2 separate regions of the Homo sapiens genome follow, and region 2 is linked to region 1. The links are chromatin contacts, found by Hi-C or POLR2A ChIA-PET in ENCODE. All regions are on one chromosome and are shown on one strand. Each heading gives the region's core, a stretch centred on a gene start or an enhancer-like site at or near the end of the contact. The rest is flanking DNA. Distances are from core to core; before and after follow the strand shown. Region 1 overlaps STOX2 (storkhead box 2). Region 2 holds the start of STOX2 (storkhead box 2).

What was found. Hi-C counts contacts between places; a loop is a spot of excess contacts on that map. ChIA-PET counts read pairs that join two places held with the same protein, here RNA polymerase II (POLR2A). Pooled maps may share reads with other maps.
Region 2: a map of IMR-90 shows a loop between it and region 1 (2.7-fold over the local background). The contact joins the promoter of STOX2 here to the enhancer-like site in region 1. A Hi-C loop is called at or near these places in 2 of 168 maps with a recorded cell type or tissue (IMR-90 and heart right ventricle) and 2 of 50 pooled maps. POLR2A ChIA-PET finds 5 or more read pairs at or near these places in 2 of 52 experiments (AG04450 and SK-N-SH).

The regions. Positions count from the first base shown.
Region 1 is chr4:184,015,408-184,020,086 of GRCh38, reverse strand. It overlaps STOX2 (storkhead box 2), which reads right to left. Exons shown (of 4, transcript NM_020225.3): 4 at 1-2,998. The coding sequence ends at 2,803. Among named protein-coding and RNA genes, the nearest start is that of STOX2, 110 kb to the right of the region's middle. RefSeq lists an enhancer at 2,400-2,899. Within about 2 kb of position 2,791, at least 4 of the 41 ENCODE cell types and tissues checked have a DNase peak (open chromatin) inside an H3K27ac peak, as active enhancers do; they include IMR-90, where a contact is called at or near this core.
Region 2 is chr4:183,903,683-183,908,013 of GRCh38, reverse strand. STOX2 (storkhead box 2) reads right to left here and starts at 2,707. Exons shown (of 4, transcript NM_020225.3): 1 at 1,058-2,707. The coding sequence starts at 1,223. RefSeq lists enhancers at 1,747-2,454, 2,455-3,164.

The DNA of each region.
Region 1 (4,679 bases), core at 1,542-4,041:
TAAAAATTACCATAAAGTAATATGTTGTATCATAATAATACATAAGTGTGCAAAATGCCGACAGATGTGTTGACCCTTTCACAGAGATTCAACCAGATTCAGTTTTGTAAACCTTTCAGCTGCTAAACCCTAAGACTGGATAAGCAGTCGTGTAACACAAAGCTATGATTTTACAGGAGGAAAGGGATACTGGCAACGCCTGGCGAGGCCCCCACTGTTCCGGGACCGAGAGCCTCACCGTGACCTCGAATGACATTTGCAATGTGCTGCCGGCTGCCACTCCTCCCCCATTCAAGAATCTCGATCAGATTCAGGCAGGAATATTTTTATATGCAACATCTGCTTACATGGTATCACCTTTAAAGTCCATCATTTCTACACTAATGGCTGCTGGTCTAAGGGAGTTTTTAAAAAATTATGTACCCCATAGCATCAGGCAAATAGTGTACATATTTATTTGAATAATGTCTTCTGTAAACCTATATCTTGTGAAATATCAATAAATTCCTATTTTAAAGCTTCTCTTAAAGGTAACGCTTTCCTTTCCTGTTCACACAGTATTCGATTATTTCAATGGCTACTTTCAGAGGATCAGCTAGAGGCTGATGTGTTGTTTCAATGGTTATATTATTTATGAACTGAGAGTAGAAGAAAAATTTGAGAGCAGGTTTTTGGAAAAAATGAATTTAGACAAATATTTAGTAACTGTATGATATATAACTCCCCAAGGGAACCAACTATGTAGTCTATTAGATACATGATCATTCCTTCTGGACATATTTAAGCAATGAGACAAACAATGCGTTGAGGCATGCCTTGGAGGAAATAAGGCATGAGACTGAAAGCCAACTGGCTTAAGCATTTCAATGGTATGGGAGTTTACTAAGAAACATGCTGAAGTTTCACTATAATAAGCAGAAAAAAGGAATTTACACCAAACTCAAGGAGTTCAGTTTGACCCAATGCAACTTCCAAATAACTGAAAAACTATGAGGGAGCATTTAAAGGTTTCAAGAATGAGTCCAACTGTGTATAGGACTGGATTCTTTAAACAGATTGCTAGTGATTAAACCTCATACAAAAACAGATGCGTCTCACAAATCATATGCCAATTACTGAAATTGGAGGTGAAAATATTCTAGATTTATTTTGGGATATATATATTTTATGGTGTATGGCTCCCAACAGCACATGCCACTGAACTAAATAAAACTTTATGTCAGAACACTTACTTGTGTCATATGTAACCCTTTTGCAAATAATATTCCATTACTACAGATCTGTCCCACTGTTCTCAGAAAATAAAACATGGGAACGTTGGAATGTCTCCTTGCTATAAGATGAAATTATTGGTCATCCCTTTGCTGCTGGGTCTTCTTTGTGTTCAACATGACATTGTAAACCAAAGCAAAATGTTAACAAACCATTTGGAAATAAGTTGGTCTAATTAACTACACATCCAGCTAAAAACGCCTCCTGAAATTGGTTACAAAGTATCTGTAAACATTACTCTGGCATAGTTCATGTATGCATAATTGTTATTCTGATAAATTTTAGGGGAGTACAAATTCGGATTATACCGCACTAGCAGAATGAGCACATTCTGTTGTTTATTACATGGGCACATGTATATTTCTAATCAAAAATTATTTTAAAAGTTTTCTCTATACATATCTTCCCAGGAATAAAAGGCCTGAAGTTCAACACTCCCTAAATTTGCTCTTTCCTACAACCACTAAAAATTATCTCCCACAGCCTAATTTAGGCATTCTATTTAAAACTACATAAAATAGATTTATGTCCTTCCATTAGAAAGAATAACATCCTCAGGCCCTACTCTTCATTTGTATCACAAAGAACATTTTGCTTTTAAACAAACTAATTATTGTATCTATTAGAGTAAGATAGGGTCATCCTAAGTATCACAAGGAGGAAATTCTCTTCCTTCAATATTTGAGTAACACCTTTTACAAGTCCACATCACCTTTTCAATCACCTAATGCTGTGCCCCAGCCAGACTGGAAATTGCTTTCCTTTGTCCACTTCAGATTCAAAGGCCTATATTCCTGTTTGTGATCACGGAAGGTTAAAAAAATCAGACAAGCATCTGTGACACTTCAAAACAAAACCCTGAAAACATTCACTCCCAGTGATCTCCATTGCGACCCCTTCTCACACACTTCCATGGGCTCCTGCAAAATAGTGTCACGAAAACTCACAGTGAAAAATGACTGGTGCATAAACAATTCACACACAAAGGGCCGGGGTCCCTTCTAGTTAGTTTGGCATCTATTTCCCTCAAGGTGGACCCTTGCATTTGACATTTCGTGGTAGCTTAGTTTTGTTTTTTGTTTTTTTTTTTTAAATTTTTTTTGTTTTGTTTTGTTTTTTTTTTTTTGGAAGTGTCAAGGATCAGTTCTGTGGCACCGTTTAACCACAGACTGGGAGCAACACGCATCTGTGGCATTTTAAAATGGAATTGGCAACTGCATGACATTGAAAATGCGTATTACACTTACAGTGTCTAGACTTTCCTATGTGTGCTCAGATACAATTAGTGAAGCAAAAGTATACATATCACCCCTACTGTTACTCAGTTGCTACAGAGCCATAAATGTGAAAAGCAATACTCTGAAATAAAGATTTTTTGTTTTTTTGCCCTAGCCCTACTTAGCAGCACAGTTTAAGTAAACACAAAAACTGTGGTTGAGATGCTTGTCTTTCCAAAGATGTAAACATCAGTCCCAGTGTCGTAAACTTTGCTGTATCGAATGAGACAGAAGATCTGAGGCAGAAGGACAATCACACGCTAGTAACAGAAGCTTGCAAGCAGTTGGAAGGTTTCTGTAGCTTCTCAGCTTCATTTGTCGGGGGCTCCGCGCTCGCTCGGAAGTTGAAGGCTGGACCAGCTCCACCATGGGCCGGGCTCAAAGCGGGGTTCTGACGACGGTTACTTTCAACAATGCTTGATGTGTTGGAAGCCAGGCTCTCCCGAGTACTAAAAGAGCAAAAAGGGTTTGTTTTGTTTTGTTTGGAACATAAATAATTATAAATTGAGCCCCAGAGGAAGAGCAAATGATGTCGTTAATGGATTTCCTCTGTTGGTTCATAATGTCATATCAATATACATCTCGACTGATTATTCACATCTGCCTCTCCACCACTGGCTCCAGAAGCTTCCACAGACATGTAATAATCAGCAGCACACTCAGTGAATAAAGGGTTTTTAAATAGCTAAATGCACTTTGAAATGTCTTCTCCTTTTTTTCACACTCAACGAAACGACTTCAAAATTTGAGGTGATAGCTAGCTATCACAGTGGTTTTTAAAACAGATACTCATAAATACACCTAAGTCATGATTTCATTTCAGGCTGGAAATTCACTGGCATAGCCGCTCCTGAACACACTCGATAATTTTATCCTAATGATTCCATTTTCATTCTGGATTAGCAGATTTCGACTGTGGGGGACTTGAGCATGCCCTTTTTTGGGGGACCCTGGGCATTTGCCGCAAAGATGGGAATAAAATTCACTTTAAACGTTTTATTCCACTGTTTCAAAATTTAACACTTTAGTTAAAATACATTATATTTTCGATAAAGGAACTTCGATTTTTTTTTCCCATTCATTTGTTAAGTTTCCACTCATTTCTGCCCCACTTCGGCAGGATTGTTTTTGTTTGGATTTTTTGTTTTTGTTTTTGTTTTGTTTTGTTTTGTTTTTGGAGTCAAGGTCTTGCTCTGTCCCCCAGGCTGGAGTGCAGTGGTGTGATCTCAGCTCACTGCAACCTCTGCCTCCCAGGCTGAAGCAATCCTCCTACCTCAGTCTCCCGAGTAGCTGGGACCACAGACATGTGCCACCACACCCGGCTAATTTTCGTGTTTTTAGTAGAGACTGGGTTTCCCCATGCTGCCCAGGCTGGTCTCGAACTCCTGAGTGCAAGCAATCCGCCCGCCTTGGCCTCCCAAAATGCTGGGATTATACGTGAAGTATTTTCTTTTTAAAATAATTCGTATAGAATACAGGTGATTTAAAAGCTGTATTATTTTGCTCTCTCTTTTACTTTTTCTAAGTTAGAAACACTTGAATCTATTTCATTGCTTTAAGATATTTAGAACATTTAAGATTTCAAATGTATAGGGCAATGGCAGAAATAAGATGACTGGGCCAGATTGAGAAGAACTGAGTAGCTTTCCTGTGCCAGGGCCTCAATGTGGCTACAAGAAATGTATCAGCTACAGAGATTGAGGAAGCCAGAAGCATTCTCAAAACATCCACTGCATGAGGCAGAGTCAACATTTAGGAAATAGTCTCTGAGAGTTGGTCCCCACAACTGACTTAAGCCTGCTAGAGCTAGTTAACAAGTCAAACTACTACAGCGAAGACATCCTCTCCTCTCTTTCATTCCCATCCTCGGCTGATAGCATCTTTGAATCCTGTACTCTGACAGCCCTTTCCAACAGGTTATTTAAGCCTAACTCCTTGTGGCTTTGAGTTTGCTTCTCACCAAGAAGCCAAGAGTTAATTGTTTAAAAGGCAGTTTGTTCACTGACAACCAAAAAAACAAACAAACAAACAAACAAACCCTCGGACTTTCTTGAATGTCGAGGGTACCTCCAGAAAGGTAATCCATTTATAGGGAGAAGTCAAGTTTTTCATTATGCTTATGGTAAATCT
Region 2 (4,331 bases), core at 1,458-3,957, 110 kb after region 1:
AACCACAAGCTTAAAATGATCTTCCCAGTTAAGACAGGGCTCAGAGTGATTTGGTACAGTATGTGGTTTAAAATAAAATCTCGGTTCTTCCATTACAGTGTGCTTAGAAGAAAATCTAAATTTTTCTCTGAATGAAAAATAAATAAGAACCGATGCCTTACACATCATTACATCCAAGTGGTTAAGGAGAAGTAAGGAGAAGGCAACGGAAGGTTTCCAGGCTTTTCCTCCTTCAGCATTTCCCTCAAGAATTTCATCCCTGGGTTCCCAAATCAAACCAAAGCCATTCCGTTGTATTTCCAAAAAAAGAACTGGCTCCTTCAGGAAGGCTTTTCACAGCACTGCATTTTAAGCGGAAATCTTTTTTGAAGCCTTCCCTTTCCATTTACCGTTTTGTTTGTCCCTCCTGTCTGACATGCAAACACATGATACAGCCTCCATTCTTTCCATACAGCCTAATTCAAAGCAACATATGTTAAATCCACACAGAATCATGTGAGCATTCAATCCGCATCCACACCATTACCCCCACAGAACGCGTTCAGTAAGCTCCAACACAGTTCTCTGCGTGCAAATCAGACCAGCCTGGGATGTCTGCAGGACTCTCCCCTGACTCAGCCCATCCAGAGCTGCGCATGGAACCTGTTCCTTTTGGAGAACAGGGGGCTGCTGGAAATACCCACTCAGATAACCGGCCACAATGCAGCAGCCAGCAAGCCTGGCACTGCAGGCAACCCTGGGCGCAGGATCCTCCACAAAGCTCGAGGAGGCTGCAGCGCCGGGGCTTGCAGTCATTTATCTCCCTGCAGCCAAAACGCCCGGCTCGTCCCCCCTCCCTCGTTTTACCTAACTAATAGCTCTCCAACCCCATATTGAGAGGGCCTGCTGTGGATCTTGGGAGGTACAAAATGGTGGATGGGAGCTAATTTTTTCCTGCTTTCCCCATAACTTATCGCATCCATCACTGCCCGTCCTCTCCTCCAAGCACCCGGGCCGCGGCGTACCGAGCACGTCCCGCGGCCCCGGCCCGGGGGCAGAAACGCGGTCACCAACCAACCTGATGTCATGTAGCCCCGCGAAGCCTGGGGCGCGAAGGCCGCGGGGAAACGCTTGTGCAGGCGGTAGTCCTTCTCGCTGCGGGACCTCATGCGGTCCGAGGCCCGGTCCGAGAAATCCGAGCTAGGCCAGGCTCGCCGCAAGGTTGTGCTCCGGGTCTTCTTCATGGTGGGGAGGGCGACCTGCCGCCCCGATCCTCGGGGCCTCAGCGCCGGGGCGCAGCGCGCTCCTTCATCCGTCTACGGCGGGCACGACCCGGGCGGACTCTGCGCACATTTTCCCAGCCCCTCCTCGTCGGCGTCTACACCGCCAGCGGCGGGTCCGGCCCTCCCCACGCCCCCCCACACCCCCACGGCGAAGGCTCCGATTTTACACACGTCCCACAATGCATTACACTTCATTTGCAATCCGCCCGGCTTATAGCTTCCAGATTCCTGGGGGGAAAGGCACGTTAGGAGGCTCCCCGGCCGGGAGGAGGCGGGGAGGGGGCGGGCGGGGTGGGGGCGCCGAGACTTGCAGCGTGAAGGCAATGGGAGCGCAGACAATGGCCCGATTCAGCGCAGGAGTGCTTGGCCAACTGGGAGCCACGGCACAAAAGACCCAAACAAATGAGGCAGCCGAGGCCTCCGGGGCTGACCCGGGATCGGGCGTGCGGGAGGCCGGAGGGGCGGCGGCAGACCCTCCGCGCCGGGCAGCTCAGCGCGAGGCGTGGGGATGACAGTGTCCGAGTCGTGTCCCCGCGGGCCTATCAGCCGCACGGCCCGCAGTCCCCGGCGCTGGCTGGCTCTGCCTCCGCTGCAGTCCCCGGGAGACAGTCTTCATCACAGAGGCTCGAGCGGGGGGCGCGTGTGCACAGGATCCGAGCAGGCTCTGCAGACAGCAGCTGCGGCGGGCGGGCTCCTGCGGAATCCAGGAAGAGCCCGCGTCGTCCCCGCGACTGCAGCGCCTCGTCAATCTTCCCCTTGCCGAGGCTCCGGGCGCTGTGCGTGCGCGCGGGTGGATGGCTGGGTGGGTGCGCCGACACGCATGTGCCCCCTACACATGCATGCTCCTACTTACTGGCCGAGGCGGCGCCGGAGCCATGGCTGCCAAGGACGCCGAGCCTGCGATCGACCCCCGCGCGGCGGCAGCGCTGCTCCGGCGCGAGCGCGCGGAACGGCTATTGAAGGGCAGGAAGCAGGACAGCCGCCCAGTCTCATGCTAATCACCAGGCTGCCTTAAGTTAGAACGCGGTTCCCATCAGGCTTCTCATTTTCATGTAAAACACCCGGCGGCGGCGCGGGGACCTTGGCAGCTGCCCCAGCCTGGAGCCAGCGCTTGGATATTTACATATTTTTAGGATGGTCCCTCCCGCTCGGAGAGAGACAGCGAGCCAGCCTTCGTGGGAACGGGGAGATCTGCGGTGCGCTGCCTGGCCCACCTGCGCCAACCCCAAAGGAAGCTAAAGCCAGAGGGAGGGGAGGCCACGGCGAGCTCCCCCACAACCGCACACGCCGGGGCGCCGGGTCCACGCAGCCTGGAAGACGCAATGCAAGTGGCCTGCAGCGCTTCCTCTCTCCCTCTGGAGTCCCGGTGTAAGTCACCGCCAGCCCGCTACGCTGCATTCAGGTCCACAGCTCTTTAGATGGCACGGCTCTGCACAGCTGTTTCTGGTCCAACAACCAATCGCTAAAGGACAACAATGCGCGCGGCGCGCGAGGGGAGGAGGGGCCAATGCGCCGCCCGGGCCTGGGCGCTGGGCCCGGGACGCGGGCCTGGGACCCGGAGGTCACGCCGAGTTAAAGGCGCCCAGCCACGTTGCTGCTAACCCCGACCACGCTTTGCACTGCCGTTCATTCAAAAACGGTTATCTCCTCGATTTGGGTTTTCAAAAATGCTTTGGTACAGTAAACAACGACAAAAATAAGCCCGATTTCCTTTTTCAGCGCTGCATTTGACATGTTGGTGCATTTTTTCATCTGTGACAATGCAACGTTCAAAATCATATTTATGCTGTTGTTTCATATTCACAGGTGCCAAGATGCAGAGACAGGGATATTAAATCTTTATAGGGATATGCTTCTAACAGGCTGATATCGCAAAAACAAGCCAGTGGATTCTAGCTGGTTAGGATTCAGGAAGTTCTAACACAATCTGTGCTATTCCAAGGCTTGAATTATTTGAGGGGGGTAGCAACTATCTTGAAGAACCAGGCAGAGCAGGATGGCGTTAAGCCACAGGCATTATAAAATCTAGAATTAGAGCTCTCCTCATTCAGATCTCAAGACCGCCCTCTATAACCTGTGGCCACTGTACTACCTCTTGGGATACCCAGGGTAAATAAATAAATAATCACTAAGTAGCCTATGGAATTTATATTTACATAATCAAAATGTATTACTGTCAACCAATTCACTAATGTTCTGTGGTTTTTATTTTTAATTGGGAAAGGCACTTCTAGTTCAATGTCTTCTTTCCTGTAAGAGAACTGCTAAGAACAGAAAGATTACAGCTTTAGAAGTTATAGAAGGCACTTTTAGTTCAATGTCTTCTTTCCTGTAAGAGAACTGCTAAGAACAGAAAGATTACAGCTTTAGAAGTTATAGAAAGCTAGCTGTATAAAGCAGGGATCCCCAATTCCCAGGCCATGGACTGCTTGGATATTTACCTACCCCACAGATATTTACGGACCCCGTGCAGCTTCTAGTCCTCGGCCCATTAGCAACCAGGCAGCACAGCAGGAGGTGGGTGGTGAAGCTTCATCTGTATTTACAACAGCTCTCCATTGCTTACTGGCATTACCTCCTGAGTTCAGCCTCCTGTCAGATCAGTGGCTGCATTAGATTCTCACAGGAGCACGAACCCTATTGTGAACCATGCTTGGAGGGATCTGGGTTGCGTGCTCCTTATGAGAATCTAATGCCTGATGATCTATCACTGTCTCCCATCACCTCCAGATGGGACTCTCTAGTTGCAGGAAAACAAGCTCAGGGCTCCCACTGATTCCACATTATGGTGAGTGTATATTTATTTCATTATATATTACAATGTAATAATAAAAGAAATAAAGTGCACAGTAAATGTAATGCACTCAAATCATCCCAAAACCTTCTGCTCTCCAACCCTACCCCCACCCCAGTCCAAGGAACAACTGTCTTCCACGAAACTGGTCCCCAGTGTGAAAAAGGTTGGGGGCCGCTGGTGTAAAGGACCATAAGGTAATAACAAGTTGTATTAATGAATGTAGGAGAACTGACATTTAGATATCTCAATTCAACAATTACTCAGTACCTCCC